2 separate regions of the Homo sapiens genome follow, and region 1 is linked to region 2. Evidence: read pairs that join two places in POLR2A ChIA-PET (ENCODE). Cell type or tissue: GM12878. All regions are shown on one strand.

What was found. ChIA-PET counts read pairs that join two places held together with the same protein. Peaks named below come from ENCODE experiments on the same cell type or tissue, not always from the same donor. Only the 100,000 strongest peaks of a DNase experiment are listed, where the experiment ranks them.
Region 1: POLR2A ChIA-PET joins it to region 2 with 5 read pairs; 5 of 35 experiments call an interaction of 5 or more read pairs at or near these places.

Annotation. Positions count from the first base shown.
Region 1 is chr3:119,942,759-119,946,758 of GRCh38, forward strand. All of the region lies in intron 3 of GSK3B (glycogen synthase kinase 3 beta), which reads right to left. Among named protein-coding and RNA genes, the nearest start is that of MIR6529, 140 kb to the right of the region's middle. RefSeq lists an enhancer at 1,501-1,720. In GM12878, no CTCF peak of the experiment used is centred here; a DNase peak (open chromatin) is centred at 1,623; H3K4me3 peaks cover 255 bases; H3K27ac peaks cover 1,226 bases.
Region 2 is chr3:120,013,096-120,017,095 of GRCh38, forward strand. The region is part of intron 1 of GSK3B (glycogen synthase kinase 3 beta); the gene reads right to left. Among named protein-coding and RNA genes, the nearest start is that of MIR6529, 70 kb to the right of the region's middle. In GM12878, no CTCF peak of the experiment used is centred here; no DNase peak of the experiment used is centred here.

The DNA of each region.
Region 1 (4,000 bases), 70 kb before region 2:
TACTGCCAAATATTAAAAAAAGAGAAAGACTATTCTGTAAGATACTTGCAACTCACAAAACTATAAGCCCAGGGTTTCAAAACACTCAAATATCTCATTTTTCTCTAATGGGAAGGTAAGAGAGGAGGTACTACTTACTCTAAACTAAATCATAGTTAGTTACTACTGGGTAACATAGAGTATACGAATTGACTACATGATGCTCTAGTTACTACAGCAAACATTAATAATTCCAACCAGAAAACTAAGGCTAATTAGTACACATCTCTAATCTCTGTCCTAACTTAATTCCTCTTTCTTCTAGTTACATTGGCTACCCCTTTCCCCTGTTACAGGATAAAAGCTGATTATCCACTATCCCTAAAGAAAGTCTTTAAAATGCAAAAGGCAGAATACAATAAAAAGAAGGTTACCAAAATAGACATATCATTCAGTCAAACTGTGGTCAATGAAATGTAAAACATGCCTGTTATTACAGAAATCCTACTTTAATTCTCCCAGAGCTGCAAAAGTACTTACAGACAGAAATTATGACAAGGCCACAGGGTAGCTTAGCTACAATTCTAAAATTAAAAATAACAATGTGGGAATAGATAAAATATTATATAGTATAACAATGGAATATTAGATAACCAAAATGCCTATACATATTATGAGGCAAGAGAAAAAAATCTTTATGAGATCATAAATAATTATGCATATACCTATATAAACATGTACGTATGGAATAAGATACACAGAACTGAAGTCAAAGGTCAGGACAGTAGTAGTGAATAATTTAGTTGTTTTCCTTAACATTTTCCAAAAAGGGAGTAATAGAGGCCCAGAGAGAAGAGACACTAAGAGAGACAACGAAGAAGATTTAAGACAGATGAGAACCCATATACAGATTTAGAAGCAATCAGAAAGAGAGTGGGATGGGTAAAATCCCATTGAAAGACAGGTATAGAAACCCAGAGAAAGAGGTTGATGGAGACCCATAAAAAGGAAATAAGAGAGGGAGAGAGACAGAGAGAAAAAGGGTGTGGGGGAGAAGAGAGAGACAAGAAAGAAAGAGACAGAGAAAAGAGAAAGAGTTATATGGAGGGAAAAGAAATCCAAAAAGGGGGTGACACAGACCAAGAGAGGGGGGACAAAAGCCCAGAGACAGAAAGATAGAGACTTGGAGCCTACAGTGAAAGGTTGAGGAATCCAGAAAGGTGAAGACTAAAGACAAAGGCGAAAAAAGGGCTAGAGAAAGAGACTGATAGAAAAAAAAGAGGGAAAGAAAGTCAGAGATGTTATAGAGAATGAGAGAATTTTTTTAAATTCCCAAATGCATTTTAAGTCATCTATTCTAGAACCTAACCAAGCCTTTAATCTCTCTAATCCTGAAACAATGAGTTATTCTTTCTCATCTTCACAATGTCCTCAACTAATCTCCCTAATTGCCTCCTCAAACTTCCTGTAGGCTCATGTTCTTATCACTGATCTCCCTCCCATAACATTCTCTCAAAAACCTCAAAAAGAAAATTTCTAATAACCTCAATCTCTTCATGGAGGGTTTCTTTTTACTGTCTTACCCTAGAGAAAACCTGGATCTCACCTAAACGTCAAAAGAAACCTCAAAAAGAAAACTGAAACCTCAAGAAGAAAATTTCTAATGACCTCAATTTCTTCATGCAGGGTTCTTTTTACCGTTTTGCTCTAGAGAAAACCTGAATCTCACCTAAAGGCACTGGTTTCCTTGCAGTTCTTTCAAATGAAGACTGGTCACCTCCTGACAAATTCTAGAAAAAGAAGGCAATAAATATTGCCAAACCGCTGATTTTTCACTGTCCTGGCCTCAAACAGCACTCCATGTCTCCTCCCCACCAAGCTCCACATGGCTACACGCCCTCTTTATCCTACTTTGTCAATGTCACTTCTCCACCTAGAGCCACCACCACCATCTACGAAGTCACACATCTATCCATCTACTGGGAATCTCTACTTGCATGTGTCATAAGCATCTCAAATGATTAATTTATTATTTCCTCCTCCAAAACTCTTCTCATATATAATATACATAAGCAATACATAATGCTTCTGCTAGAAAAATGCCTACCAAATATAGGACTGCCACATTCCAAGATAAATCATCTTCAAGGATTTGCAAGAATTTCACAGACATTTAGGTTCCTTTCTAAACAGCAGTGGATACTCTCAGTAACCTATTCCAAGAAAGTCAGAACTGAAAATAACTAACCTGAGCACTCAACCCTAGAAAAGAATCCATCTTCTCCTATGGGAAGAAATAGTTTACTACTTGATCTCCTGAAGGATATCTTAGTCCTGCCAGAACAATTCAGAAGTGGAGATCATGAATGGGGCAAAAAGAAATTCTCTCTTTGGTGGCTGGGAGATTACGGGAAGTCTTGAACCTATGTATTTCTGCACATCTTAGAAAAATTTCCTTTATTGACAAAGAAGGACCATTATTTTCAGCAATATATCACAACTTTTCTTCTCTTCTTCCTTTTTGTTTTTAATGAAGCTATCCCAAAATTAGGAGGTATCTTTTTTTAAAAAAATTTTTGGAAAATTTACAAAGCTCAAGAGAAAGTTCTGACATAAAGAAAATATTAGGTCTATTACTTTTTATAATAGAGGTTAATCTCTGTTAATGACTTCTAATTGCTCTTTATCTGTAAGAACCTTTAAGATAAGTAAGAAACTGAGAACAGCAGCAGAGAGGAAATTATCCTCTGGGGCATACAGATAAGAGGCAGTCAGTTGTCACCCCCAATGCAGGATTAAGTCAGGGCAAGAGCTGACTATGACAGGAGCTTTCCACCAAACCAAAACCAGACAAGTAAGCCATCAGATGCCTTGCATTCAAACGGTTTGATAGTCTTTCTTTTCTGCTCTTCAACTTCTTAAGAGTTAAATGAGTTAATATTTATAAAGCATTAAAACAGTGCCTAGCATATAAGGAATGCTATATACATTAAAGTAAGTAATCAAAGAGAAAATGTTTAAGAACTCTGGGAGGAGGCCTTTTTTCAAATGAATCTATTGTAATCCAGCAGTTTATGGAACAAATAATTCTTACCCAGGAGTATCATGATGTATCTAGTAACAACAACAACAACAACAAAATGAAGATGCAAAATTTCATTACAAAGAGTGTACTTGTGAACCTAACAGAGGCTGTACAATTTTACTTAGGAAGAGACAGGAAAAAGCAAACACATGCCAAAACAGATCAGAATAAAGATAATAACAGGCCATTTGGTAGGTTTTAAAAAGCTCTAATACTTATGAGGGTTCACAATCCCTAGTAAACCAGAGGTATCATTTAAACTGAAAAAAAAAAAAAGCAACTGAAAAGCAAGTGTCAATAAAGGGCCAATTTGCTAACTATAGTTGTTAAAACGTATTGTGTAATACATGTGTATATACACAACAATTATATGACTGTAGGTATTTATATCAAAATTCGGGCTTAATACATTGACATCTTCCTATATAATAGGCACTGTAATGTAAAAAGACTTTCTATGGAAATAATCTAAATAAAGTTTAATAGAAAATGTTGTCAGGCAATATTTGCTGTAAAAAAAAAGCTTAATAGAAAATGGCTAAAAACTGTTATACTAAAAAACAGTTACATAAAGTAACAAGAACACTGAGCTAGGAATCAAGTATTATGGATCTAAGAACATTAGATATTATATGCATGAAATCTGAAGTCCAAAATACCAACTGAAGTTATCCAAAGTCATATTTATTTAGCCAAAAGAATCAAGTGATTTGTTACCTGCCCTGCGTATGCACTCCAAACCAGTGAAAAGAAAGAAAGGATAGCGACAGGCAGAAAAATAAAGACACCAAGGAAAAACAGAAGAAATTTATTTTCTTTGCTCCAACTTCATTGATTATTGTGTCTTCTGAAGAGAAAGAGGTTGGAAGGAGTTATTAACAGCACAAAGTCTTCTTTATCCTTTGGTTTCGCAGAATTCAATGTGGTCAGACATAG
Region 2 (4,000 bases):
TTTGTAGTCATATTTTTTGAAGTCTTCTCAAGTCACTCCTCAGACCAATCCACTCCACGATGAATACGGTGACATGGACCCATCCAAGGTATGGAGGGAGTATCCAAAAGCCAAAAGTCCACTTCAAGGATGTTTAAATATTTCGTAGGTAGGTGTCTGGCACTGACACTCTAATTTTATTCAAATGATAAATCTCAAAGCTGAACATACTTTGTTCATTTAACAAAGGCATTTAATTTGATGTTTCTTGTTTTAAGGAGACTAGTTCTTAAAATCCAGTGCTGAGAAAAAGCAACAACTGAGACACTTTGTAACTGAGGTGCTTTTAGAGAATATGAATAAGGTGTACTACAAACTGAGAAAAGTCATGCCACAGTCTAATAAATACTCTGGTGACCTTGCTGTGGAGAGTTAAGTCTGCAATGACTGCCTCTATAAAAATTTTCCTTCACCTCAAGAATGAAGTCTCCACGTAGAAATAACAGAAAATTAAAAGTCTGCAACAAAAGCCTAGAGAAATCAGCACACCGCCCATGAATACACAGAAGATACAAAGCATTTTCATGACATTTTCTGTCTAACAATAGTATTAGCAGAGGGAAAGGCACTGCCAATTATTTCTCTATCATGTAGAGAAATAACACACAGCTATTTTTAAAGGATGTTTACATAAGACTGTCAGAAGAGGAAACTCTGGCCACTGTAAATTTTTCAGGTTAAGTTGAAGTTCAACTCTTTATCCAAAGAAACCACGTTTAAAAAAAAAAAAAAAACTATTAAAACAAAGATGTTGGCCGGGCGCAGTGGCTCAAGCCTATAATTCCAGCACTTTGGGAGGCCAAGGTGAGTGGATCACCTGAGGTCAGGAGTTCGAGACCAGCCTGGCCAACATGGCGAAACCCCGTCTCTACTAAAAGTACAAAAAGCTACTTGGAAGGCTGAGGCAAGAGAATTGCTTGAACCCGGGAGGCGGAGGTTGCAGTGAGCCAAGATCATGCCACTGCACTCCAGCCTGGGAGACAGAGTGAGACTCTGTCAAAAAAAAAAAAAAAAAGCAAAAACAAAACAAACAACAACAACAACAAAGATGTTGGGCTAGACACAGTGGCTCACATCTGCAATCCCAGCACTTTGGGAGGCCATGGCAGGCACCATAGTGAAACTTTGTCTCTATTTATTTTTAAATAAAATAAATTTAATTTTAAAAAGCAAAGATGTTCTCCCCAAAATAAACAAACTGCTAGAAACAAGAAAACAACATAAAAATTAATTAGCAAAGGGAATAAAAAGTAGAAAACTGAGCCCCATGGGATCAGAGTTAGAAAATTCAAAAATGAACTTATTCTTGTGATTAAAATAGGGGCTTTATTTATGATGCGGAAGCTCTAGCCAGAGTGCACAACTGCTTATATATGTTGGAACAAATGAAACTATGAAGAAAGAAAGGAAATATCAACCAAGCAGTTGAATCAATCAAATCAACCCTAATGATCAACAGCAGGATAAAAATTCCAGGGCAATTTCTATGTAAACTTCATGTGATAAAAATCTTTCTAACAAGGTCTTTTCCCTTAGATACCATTCATCTTCACATGATTCTAACCTAAGAGATTAGAAAAAACAAAAAAAACAATTACTAAATTTCCTTTGGGGATAGGAAGAGTAAATAAAAGGAGAGGCAGAGAAAACAAAATGGACAGATGTCACATAGGCTGGCTTCCGGAGATGTTTACTTGTTTATCACTTTTAGAAATGAAAAGGAAAACATAGGGTGGCAGAGGACAAGAGATGACAGAAAGACTCCAGAGTTCTTTTCAATCACAGGAAGACATCATGCTACTGAAATTAACAGATATCAATTCTGAAGAATCATAACATCCCCTTCTTTAAAAAGAAAAAAATCAAATTTTGTCCTTAGAGGCCTAATGAAAAGAATATGGGCTTTGAAGTCATACAAAGGTTTATATCACAAGTTCAACCTACTTAATATCTATAAAATGGAAATAGCTGCTACTTAGGGTTGTGACACTTGAATAGCACAGGTTACACAGTTGTTGTTTTTTAAATGCATGCCACTTAGTGGGTGCTCAATAAATTACAGTTTCTTTGAACTTCAAATTATTAGCAGTGGAAATAGGAAAGAATATATTATTCTGCTCCACTATGCTCTTTTACCACTCACATGTGCCCTATCACGGTACTTATCACAATGCCCTATAATTAAAAGTCTGAACCCCTTACTTCACTAAGAGCTCTTAGAAAAACTAGACATTGGCCAGGCGCAGTGGCTCACGCCTGTAATCCCAGCACTCTGGGAGGCCGAGGCGGGTGGATCATGAGGTCAGGAGTTCGAGACCAGCCTGGCCAACATGGTGAAACCCCATCTCTACCAAAGATACAAAAAATTAACTGGGCATGGTGGCGCACGCCTGTAATCCCAGCTACTCGGGAGGCTGAGGCAAGAGAATCGCTTGAACCCAGGAGGTGGAGGTTGCAATAAGCCAAGATCACGCCATTGCACTCCAGCCTGGGAGACAGGGTGAGACTCTGTCTCAAAAAAAAAAAAAAAAAAAAAAAAAAAAAACTAGACATTATTGGAATCATTTACATTTCCCATGTGCACTAGGTTCAGCACAATGCAAATGCTCAGCAAAGGTTTGCCACAGACTTTGTAAGAATTATTCAAGCAGAATTGTTAGGATTTGAGAACTGACTAATTCATGTTAAACCTAAGTAGTGCTTTTGTGTCTTCCTATGCTTGCCATTGGTCAGATATAAATTCCTGGGGAGAAGATATATAGAAAAGCCTTACAAGTAGTAAAACAGAATGGAGGGCTTACTGAAAACATGGTGACAACAAGCAGCCAAAACAAATGACTCAATGTCCCACATGTGTATTTAGGTATGGGTGGGAAATTTACTCTGTTCCTAACCCTTTTCCAAATAATTCTGGTTTCTTTAGAGCATCAATATGCAGCAATTGGCAAAAACTGGACAGGAGACAAAACTGAGATCTTAAGTTCAATTTATGTAAGCATATTCCTTGAGAACTGTTTACAGTTTGCAAGCACCACTCACAGTGGGCATAAGAATCACCTGGGAGTTTACTAAAATGAAGACCCTAGAATATATCCCCCAAAAGGTCAGTAGCTCTGAAGTGGGGCTCCAGAAACTGTATTTTTAATAAGCACCTCAAATGCTTCTTAATGCAGGTCCAGCTACCACACTTGAAGAGCCACAATATACCATTTAATTCCTACAAAAAGCCTGTGACATACTCAGAACACTCATTTTAACAAATGGGAAAATTTACGGTGTTCAAAAAGATTTGATAATTTGCTCAAAGTAATCCCTTCAACAACTCATATCCACAGGATTCAGACCTGTCCATTTACTGAAAAACTCGTGTCCTACTACATTACTTTGCTAAGGACCATGTCATAAATATAAGAGATGGGTATTTAGGCCCTGAAACCAACTTTTTGTGTTCAGCAAAACCTAAAACTCCAAATATCTTACAAAAGGTGCTGAGGCCAATATCTATTAGCCACTCCAATTTTTTCTTTGAAATATCCATACTTCTTCTGAGCCAATTTTAATTGACTCAATTTTTTATCTTCTTGGTTTTACCTCAAAACCAAATTTTACTTTAAACCAAACAATAAACCTAAAATCAGAAACATGCTAATTTTCAACAGTCTGAACTTAAATATTATTTTACTTGTAAGCCATAAACTGGAATCAAGTGTATTTTCCTTTTCTCTAACTTCACTGAACTGGAATAAAATCAAACCAAACCCAAAGTGAATAAATATTTCACTTGGTCTTAACTCCTCACTTGAAATAATTTCAAGACGTAATTTAGAAACAGGTTTATTTTCCATACACGTCTAAAAGGCTTACAGCATGTGCATAAAAATCTTTGGCTTTTAGGAATTTACATTAGAATTTTTAACTCTTAAAAACACGCTTATCCGTTTGATTTACAAGCTGCCCAATT